Linked DNA regions of Homo sapiens: region 2 is linked to region 1. Evidence: chromatin loops called from intact Hi-C (ENCODE). Cell type or tissue: heart right ventricle. All regions are shown on one strand. Links, peaks and the distances in the headings refer to the core of each region. The heading gives the core; the rest is flanking DNA. Region 1 overlaps CTNND2 (catenin delta 2). Region 2 overlaps CTNND2 (catenin delta 2).

Region 1 (4,394 bases), core at 285-4,284:
CCACTACTGAAAGTGGCAAACCACCACTATCCTCACTTCTGCTATCCCACCATCACCTCCATCACCCTCACTACCACCACCACCACCATCATTGTTGTGATAATAACAATCGGCGTTTACATAGCACCCATTGGCTTTAGAGGAACTTCCCTATATACACATAATATTCAATAAAGATCTCAATGTTCTTTCTGGCTTGCTACATGATTGAGAGTGTACTCCTGAATTGCATTTTTAAGTAAGTTAGAGCAAAGCTGTTTAAGCCTCTAAATAAGTTTGAAGAATTACATACACTGAAATTGTCAAGATCCCTGCCATTTTCTAAGAAGATTAAATATCAGAAACATAGTAAATTTTATGTTTTATTTTATTTTGAGTCCAGGGCACAATTATGTGCCATTGGAACTGTTTTGACATAAACACGCACACCCACACCTGAAGGCCTTTTGAATGATTCTCTTGGGCAAGAGAGTTAAAGAGAAACATGAAACTGAATAATAATGCAGTCGATCTCACAACTGTTCCTTAATCTCAGTGTATCATCCCAGACAGCTGGTGATGTGGCTACCCAGGGCAATGATAACTGCACATTGAAAGGGTCAGTTGAATTTGGTGTCATGACTAGCTCAGCATAATCAGTACAAATGGGATCCTCTGCCGAATGTCTAGACTCCAGGGACTCAGAATTCAGATTCACAGCTTTCTTTGTTCCTGTTCATCTACGCGGCAACATGTAAGGGGAAACAGTGAATGTGAATAGTAACCTAGAGTCCATGTAATGAGTTAGGTTCTCCCGTTCAGGAAACGTCTCAGGAGCAGCGCTGAGGTGTTCCCTTGTAGGGTCTGCACATGGAGGCAGAATGTGCTCCTGGGGGCAGGGATAAGAAACATCCGTTTATTATAGTTTTCTTTACGCAGCTGAGCAGAGTTAACACGGAAAACACTGCCGCTGGGGTAAATGCATTTGCTATTAGAAAAATTTATCTTCGCTGTCCTGGTTTGGAAGGCATTTTAATAAATCATCCAATTTGTCTGCTCTGCTTCCCTGCCAGTCTACACCTAAATACTACTGGAGAACTGCCTCCTGCTCTTCAGATTCCTCTCCTAAGAGGGTCTCAGTGTCTGCACGGCGCCCTTTGCGCCCCAGCTTTATGAATGCTCTAACATGGCCTTGTTCTATTAAAGGCTCTTCCTCATAGCCTATTTTCAGCAGGGACCCATCTCCATGCCCATGTGGTAAAGAGGATGTGGGGTCCCCGTTGAAAGGTCCTCAGGGCTCCGGCAGCTTTGCTTTTAAGGTATAACTCCCTCTACAGCCAGAGCCCACATCCTGCTTCTTGGAGGAGGGCCATCCAGGGAGAGGGTGAGGTATGGAGAGCTTGGAGGGGGCTGTGAGTGCCTCAACAGAAGCATATACAGAGTGTACAAGACGTACAGACTATACAGTGACTTAAGGGTAAGCCCTGTTATCAGATGGGCTGGGCATGGCACAGTGGAGGGGGCAGAGACAGATACCCACTGTACCAATTCTGGCCTCCATAGAGTCTTGGCTGATGAGAAAGGAAGGCAATGGCTGTGACTGAGATCGTGAGGGATGACGAGCGTGAAAGATGAATGCCTCCCCAGGGAATCTGCAGTCATCAGCTCTAAGGAAGCTTCTTTGGGATATGTCACGTAAGAGGTTGTATCATGGCAAGAGGGGAAAATATCTCAACAGCAGTTTCATGCAGTTCCCCTTAAATCCTCCTCCTGCCCTCCTCTTTCCATTCCCCGTCCCTCCCCTCCCCACTCCCCTCTCCTCCCCTCCCCACTCTATTCCCCTCCCCACCTCCCCTCCCCTCCCCTCCCCTTCCACCTTCTTTTCAGTTCCCTCCATTCCTAATGCACAGGGCCTAACTACACTGCCTCCATCGAGTCCCCTCCCCAGTGGGTGATGTCAATGAGGAAGAAATATGTGGGAATATTCTCTCTAATTTGAAAGAATATTATGAGCTGGGCAAACAAGAGGAAAGGACCGATAAAACATGGGTAGAAAACATTTTATCTTAGTTATGCCTCTATTCTTAGTCCCAATTCTTGGAAATCATCATTATCAAGCTCTCAAGTGACTGGACAGCTGCTAAGTCCTGCTCAGCAGCCAAGCGCAGCCAGCCCCGTGAAGCCTGATGTCCCATATCTCTGCCTTGTCGCGGGTCAAGCCACCAAGTTCCAGGAGGGGGCGCGCGAGGGGCGCTCACCTGTCATGGCATCTTTCCTGGAAGTGTGTTCGCCTTTAGCTCCGTGGTAGGTGGCGTTGCTGCCGGTGCACTCGTAGTCTGTTTTCCTTTCTTTGAGGCTGATCATTTCCCGAGGTGAAGCTGGGGCACTTGCTACATAAAGAAATCAAAAGGGGGATTTTCTGCATCTCATCCCACAGCGTGTGTGCCTTCCACACAGTCAGGGTCCTCACTATGCATGGTCCCGCATCTCAATGCCTACGTGAGGACCTGATGGGTTTTCTTTTTAATTTTTATTTTTTGGCAGTTTTGGCTCTTGTCCCTGCCCCATTCCCTCACCTGTGACAACTGATGCTTTATAGTTAGAGGGCATGTGATTTGGAGGCTGGCAACTGGGGACCACATCCTGGGGCCATCTTCCTCAGAGAGAGATCATGGAGGGGACGTGACCTGCCCAAGGTGTGTGGGGCAGTTTAGGAATGAGACTGCTTTTGGTTTCTTCCTTTCTCTTCTCTTTTCCTTCCCTTTCCTTCCCGTGCTCCCTTCCTTAATTAGATGTGTTTCAGAAGATCTATTACTGATATTGACTAATCCTTGATTAAAATAAATGCAGTTTTACTTAAACACTGAGTCACCTAGAAACTGCCTTTAAAAAAGTCAGAGGAAACAGCTCTCTACACAGGATGATTTGTGGGGCAAAAATAACCAAGCCCACAAAGACCTTCTTTGTCTGTGGCTGGGGTGGGCTGGGGAGGGGCATGGAGGCAGCTCTAGTTCCTGCTAGGGCATTCTTGCTCCAGCTTTTTGCATAAACACCCCAATAATCTCTGAGGCCCTCCTTACACCTCAGCCACTCACTGCCTGTCTGGCTGGGAGGCTGAGCCCTGCCGTTCCTCTTACACCCATTTCTAAAGTGCTGGGTTGTAATTGGAGGATCCTCCTGGGAAATTCCAGGAGTCCTTAAAAAACTGGTACTAGAAGAGAGGAAAAGCTGAACTCAGAGGCAAGGAAGTCAGTAAAAGGAGGTTGAATTTTCATGAGTGACTGAATGGATTGGCAGCAACTCAACCTTCCTGCCAGTGCAGAGGGGCACTGGGAGAGGTTGGCAGGAGCCATGCGTCTGGGTGAGGGGGCAGCTGGTCGCGCACCCCACCCTGTGGGCACCTGCAGCTGTGTCCAGCTCCGCAGGAGCTCAGGTGCCGTGTCCTTCTGTCAGGAAGCTCTCCCCAGCTCCCATAGCCCAGGGCAGTGCTTCAGAGCCTTGTTTACCCTCAACACTCACTTGAGAATTTATGGATGCCCAGAGCCCATCCTGGACCTTTTGAGTCTGAATTTTCAGTGACGGGCTTCAGAATCCATATTTACTGAGCATACTTGGTGACTATTAAGGCTAGGAATCCCTAGAGCACTCTGATTTTTAGGATAAATCTCTCTTTCCTTTGCTAGTGTCAAAGCTCCTCCCCAGCCAAACTTCAGTTTACCTTCGAGCTTATCATTCACACCCTCTGTAGGGTCTCTTTGCTCCTTGGGTCTGTGGTCCCCCAAGGCACCTCTCATGTCACTGAGTCATGTGATTCAGTTTGTCACCCTTATATCTTCTATGTACAAATTCCTGTGCTAGCCACTGTGCAAGGCAGACATGCAGATCACGTGGCTCTTCCTGAACTTGTGCAGCTCTCAATCGAGTAAGGAAATGGATGTCCAAATAAAGTAGAATGAGAGGCAGAAGTGCCCAACAGACGTTACAGCCAAGTGCTGGGAAGATAAACATGGGTTGTTGCCACCCTCTCAAACCTATCAAAATAAAATCACGCCTCAATGCTCAGCTCTTGAAGCCATCACGGGTTTTGGATCCTGGATGCCTATTAGAATTCATTACCTGGAATCCTTTAAAAAAAATACTGAGGCTTGAACCCCACCCAATGCCAGCTGGCCAGAAGTCCTGGGTACAAATGCAATGGCAGACAGGGAAGAAAACCATGCAGCTCAGACAGCTGCAGCACCTTCATCACTTGTAGGACAAGCCTGGAGCTGCAATGACTTGATCAAGGACTGAACCTCCCTGATCCACAGTGACCCTGTGTAGGTGGAGAGAATGCCCAGGCTCTGCTGTGAGGGAAGAGAGGTTCCAGGGGAGAGGACAAAGGCTGGGACTTGGGCCATCTCTGTCCCGAATGT
Region 2 (4,394 bases), core at 245-4,244, 74 kb after region 1:
TTTATATAAAAAATGGTAATTTTGTTGAGGCTTATCTAGGATTTGAAGAAAAAGGAAGAAGTAAAATATTTTTTCCTGCAAAATAAGGAGAGCTTGACTACAAGGTGTCTAATGGTCCTCTATCAATTAGATTTATAACTTCTGGGAGCATTTGCCTCCCTGCAGGCTATTCTCACTTCTAAATGTTTGACAGAGTCTCCTGCCAAGCCATGCACACAGCTGAAAAATGGAAGATAAGTTCACAACCACAGCATTTGCAGGGACGGCTCAAGGGGTGGGAGCTACCCCCACTGCATTTATAAAGGTACTAGCAAAGAAGCATTTCCATTCATTTTCATTATAATATATTCCATGGATAAATAACTTGGCACTGCACCTATGGGCCCCTAAAACAATTTCCTCCACATGGAAAACTGATCAAGACAGAATGACTAGGTACGTGGTCCTGTGCACAGGGATTCATCAAGTCCCAGAAGCCATATAGTAAAGGATGACTACACACACACACACAAATTACCTGACAGATAAAAATTTCAGGAGTAAGATGTGACCATTCGGAATAATAAGCCTAAAGAAATAAAAGTAAGACAGATAATACCCAACACGAGAGTCTAGACTCGTGGATGGAAATTCAGACTTCTGATCAGTCTCAACTGATTGGCCTTTTCCTCATGTCCCATATTTTTTCCTGGGGTGGATAAACAGCCAAGATGCCTCAACAGTAGTGGCATGAATAAATCTGTTTAAGTTTTGTTCTTAAACAAGTAAGAGGAACTTAAAATGGCTTCACGTGATGACCTACAGTCAACCTAAAATAATCTGAACATGTGTGGTCTTATAATTTTCAGTATCATCCACACAAGGAAACATTACCTCTTGTCTTCTTTATTCCAAAGTAAAAATGAAGACAATTATGTAAGAAACCTGTCTTGGGTTAATGAGCCAAGAAATGCTTATCTACCTGTGGATGGGCATTTTATTTTAAGATGAGACTTCCTGTAGATGTTTCTGTACTTAGAGATTAACATAATTGGACCATGACTTTAACTATCTTTTTTTTTCTTTTTCACACTGATGACACACAGATTAATATCTCAGTCCTGAGCTCTAAATGAATATTGTCGGCTTTCTACGTGGCATGTCCCCTTTCATGTCTCACAGATATTTCAAACTTTCAGTCCAAAATCAAAGTTGTGATCTACCATCCCCTCCCCTCCTCTGTCTTTTTTTGCCACTTACGGCATTTTGTATTTCATCCATCAGCAAACCTTGCTGGTTCCACCTTCAAAATACTTTTTCTACCCCTGTGCTACAACTCTGGTCCTGGACAGCATGAGCTCTTTCCCAGACTCCTGAATCCAAGTCCTCACTGCTCTTCCATCTTATCTACTGTCTAGTGTTCAACCAGCAGCCGGAGAGGACTTTTAGTAATAAACATCTGATCATGCTTTCATGAGCCAAAACTCTCAGAGAAAAATCCAACTTCCTTATCCAGGCTGAAAGGTATCCCGCACTCACCATCAGCATCTCTGACCTTTCCCTGCCTCGTTTTCCAGCTACAACAACATTGACCTTGTTCCTGTTTTTGCCACCTGCGAACCTCTCTCCTGCACCAGGGGTTTTGCTCTTGCTGCTCCCTTGCCCAGATGGTGTAAGGTCTGGCTCCTGTCCATCTCTTAGGATTTACCTCTTCATAGACTTCTTTCCTGACCACCCCATTCAACATTCCCTTCCCCTTGTCACTCTCTAAACCCTTACCCTATTTTACTCATGTCTGAAGTGGAAAGTAGATATTGTTTTCTTTCTCTTTTTTTTTTAGACAAAGTTTTGTTCTTGTCACCTAGGCTGGAGTACAGTGGTGCAATCTCGGCTCACTGCAGCCTCCTCCTCCTGGATTCAAGTGATTTTCCTGCCTCAGCCTCTGGAGTAGCTGGGACTATGGGCACCCACTACCACACCCGGCTAATTTTTATATTTTTAGTAGAGATGGGGTTTCACCATGTTGGGCAGGCTGCTCTCGAACTCCTGACCTCAGGTGATCTGTCTGCCTCGGCCTCCCAAAGAGCTGAGATTACAGGCGTGAGCCACTGCACAGGGCCTGTTTGCTTATTTTTGAGACTATTTTCACCACTAGGCTGTAAGCTCCACAAAGCAGAAACTTTGATGTGCTATGACTGGTACATAGTAGGCACTCAAAAAATATTGGTCAAATGAATGAATGAGGAGATAAATTAATTCCACATCTTGGAAGTTAGTACACAAGGATAAAATTACACTAAACCCTTGAAATATCCAACTATGTATTAGCATATTTTGCCAACTGTATTAAATAATCACATTAGACTTTCATGGTATGAACAATGAATTGTGGCACTTCTATTTTGAAAGCTGGACTTGTTTATATTTAATTAGTCCCTGGGAATTTTTAAATACTGTACTCATTGTCCCAATAATGATACTCTATATGAAGATAAGAAATTATGATCTAGCATAAAATTCTCACTGTAGTCTTAATTAGCTTCAAATGCAACCCCTAAATCTTGCCTGGTGTTTCATACCACACAGTTGGCTGCTTTTCTCTTTACGTGAGCTCCCTCTGGGGAACTGCAGCTCAAAAATGGCATTTGTGGAAATGACTTGGGAAAGCCCGAGCTAATTCATCAGACAAGCACATTCTTCTAATGTTAACCCTTGACTACATGGGAACAACGCCAAGCTCATAGCTATAGTTCCACTGGGGGCAGGCTCCCCTGGGGCAGACTCCAAAAGGAGCCCTGTGTGCTGTCGGGGACCGCGTAAAGGCTTGCCAGGGGGATACAGGGTTTGGGGTTTTAAGGGAATCCATTTTCAGATTCTCGACCTCCTTATGCACTCTGAACAAAACTGATCTGCCTGAAAAACGTGCTTGCATGTTCTTTCACACGTTCCCTTCTCTTGTTTTACAAAACCAGGTCAATTTTCTCCCTGCTGCAATGGCAAACATTCTCTGAGATGAAGCCAAGGGTATTGCTTAATGCCAGTGTCTGGGTTAAGGAGGAACAACCATGATGATGGACAATTCATCGTTTTCTTCAACGGGGCAGTTTCCAGTTCTTTACCTTCAACAAGATTGAAGGAAGACTGAACAAAGTTGACAGTTAACAGATCATTAAAAATAACTTGATGACGGATCCCAATGAGATATTTAAACATCAATGCATAAGAAGTTCAAAGAATCAAGTAGCATTACTATAAGGAAAGACCATCTATTCTCTTTACCTTATATATATGAGTAATGTTTCTCGGTATTTAAATCTATAAAAACAACAAAAAAGAGAATAAAATGAGACAACCTTGTTCAATCAAGCAATAAGTTATATTATTTTTGAATATATGAATGGATAGGGAAAAAAGGCTCATCCATCTGGTGAATGCATTTCCAATACAATTTTACATTTTATATTGAATAACTTTAATCAAGATAAATGATATATTATTTTGATCAATTTTATTCTGCTAATAACTACAGTAATAATCTGTAAGAAAGTTTTAATTTAAAGCCTAATACCATAAGAAATATTTACAATATATCTTAATTTGTATAAATTTTGTTTGCAAAGAGAATGAGCAATAAGACACTTTAAAGCATAAAATACATTAATCAGGGTAAAATTTTCGGGGGAGGTAGAAAGCTTATATGTTTGAGGAGCAAAAGGAATGACGTAGAATTTCTAATATTGATAAATAATCTGCTCACATATTGTTGAAGAAGATGATGTTGGGTACTAAACCACTGTGGTATCCAGATTTTTAAAGACATATTTAAAAGAGGGATGTGTCAGTTTTATTTTTAAAATGCCACCCGGGAAACTAAACTATATTCCTGGCAACAATTTAAATCTAAAAATGTGAGGGGGGTGGGGTTGGGGGGCATAGCTTTCCAAAAGTCTTTTAGAGAGTTAACAAGGAAAAATAAATTGCATACCCCTACTCTTAAACATTCTGTTAATGATTTGCAATCATTAATTCTATCAATACGCTGACACAGGCATCCTCCAGCCTGTGTGTGGTCAGGCCATGCTGGGGAAGCACAGAGATCCTCCGAAAGAACAGGGCATCTTCTCTCAAGGAGATTACCAGCATGGGTCAGCCAGACCCAGGAGATGCCAGCAACAGGATAAGATGACTTTAGAACTTCAGGGAACTTGGGGGTGGGGAGGGCTGGAAGAAATGGAGTCCTCTTAGGCATTTATAGGAAGGTCAAGGTGAAGGCAAGGTGTGTTCCCTTCCATTTCTTTCCATTTCTTTTCTCCAAGTAAAGATACCAGCTTGTTTCAGCCAAGTTGTCGGGCTATTTTTATGCACATATTTGAGCTCCCTCTTTTCTGTGTTTAAAATAAGGAATCTCACACGCC

What was found. A loop is a pair of places that touch in the nucleus more often than their neighbours do. Peaks named below come from ENCODE experiments on the same cell type or tissue, not always from the same donor. Only the 100,000 strongest peaks of a DNase experiment are listed, where the experiment ranks them.
Region 2: a loop joins it to region 1, with 4 times the contacts of the local background. A loop is called at or near these places in 2 of 110 quality-filtered maps.

Annotation. Positions count from the first base shown.
Region 1 is chr5:10,985,874-10,990,267 of GRCh38, forward strand. CTNND2 (catenin delta 2) reads right to left here. Exons shown (of 22, transcript NM_001332.4): 20 at 2,238-2,369. It overlaps LOC105374654 (a long non-coding RNA gene), which reads left to right. Exons shown (of 4, transcript XR_925791.3): 4 at 1,543-1,650. Among named protein-coding and RNA genes, the nearest start is that of CTD-2154B17.1, 200 kb to the left of the region's middle. RefSeq lists enhancers at 1,724-2,225, 2,434-2,483. In heart right ventricle, for the core only: a CTCF peak has its summit at 2,221 (motif pointing right); a DNase peak (open chromatin) is centred at 2,208; H3K27ac peaks cover 2,544 bases.
Region 2 is chr5:11,059,910-11,064,303 of GRCh38, forward strand. All of the region lies in intron 16 of CTNND2 (catenin delta 2), which reads right to left. Among named protein-coding and RNA genes, the nearest start is that of CTD-2154B17.1, 280 kb to the left of the region's middle. In heart right ventricle, for the core only: no CTCF peak of the experiment used is centred there; no DNase peak of the experiment used is centred there.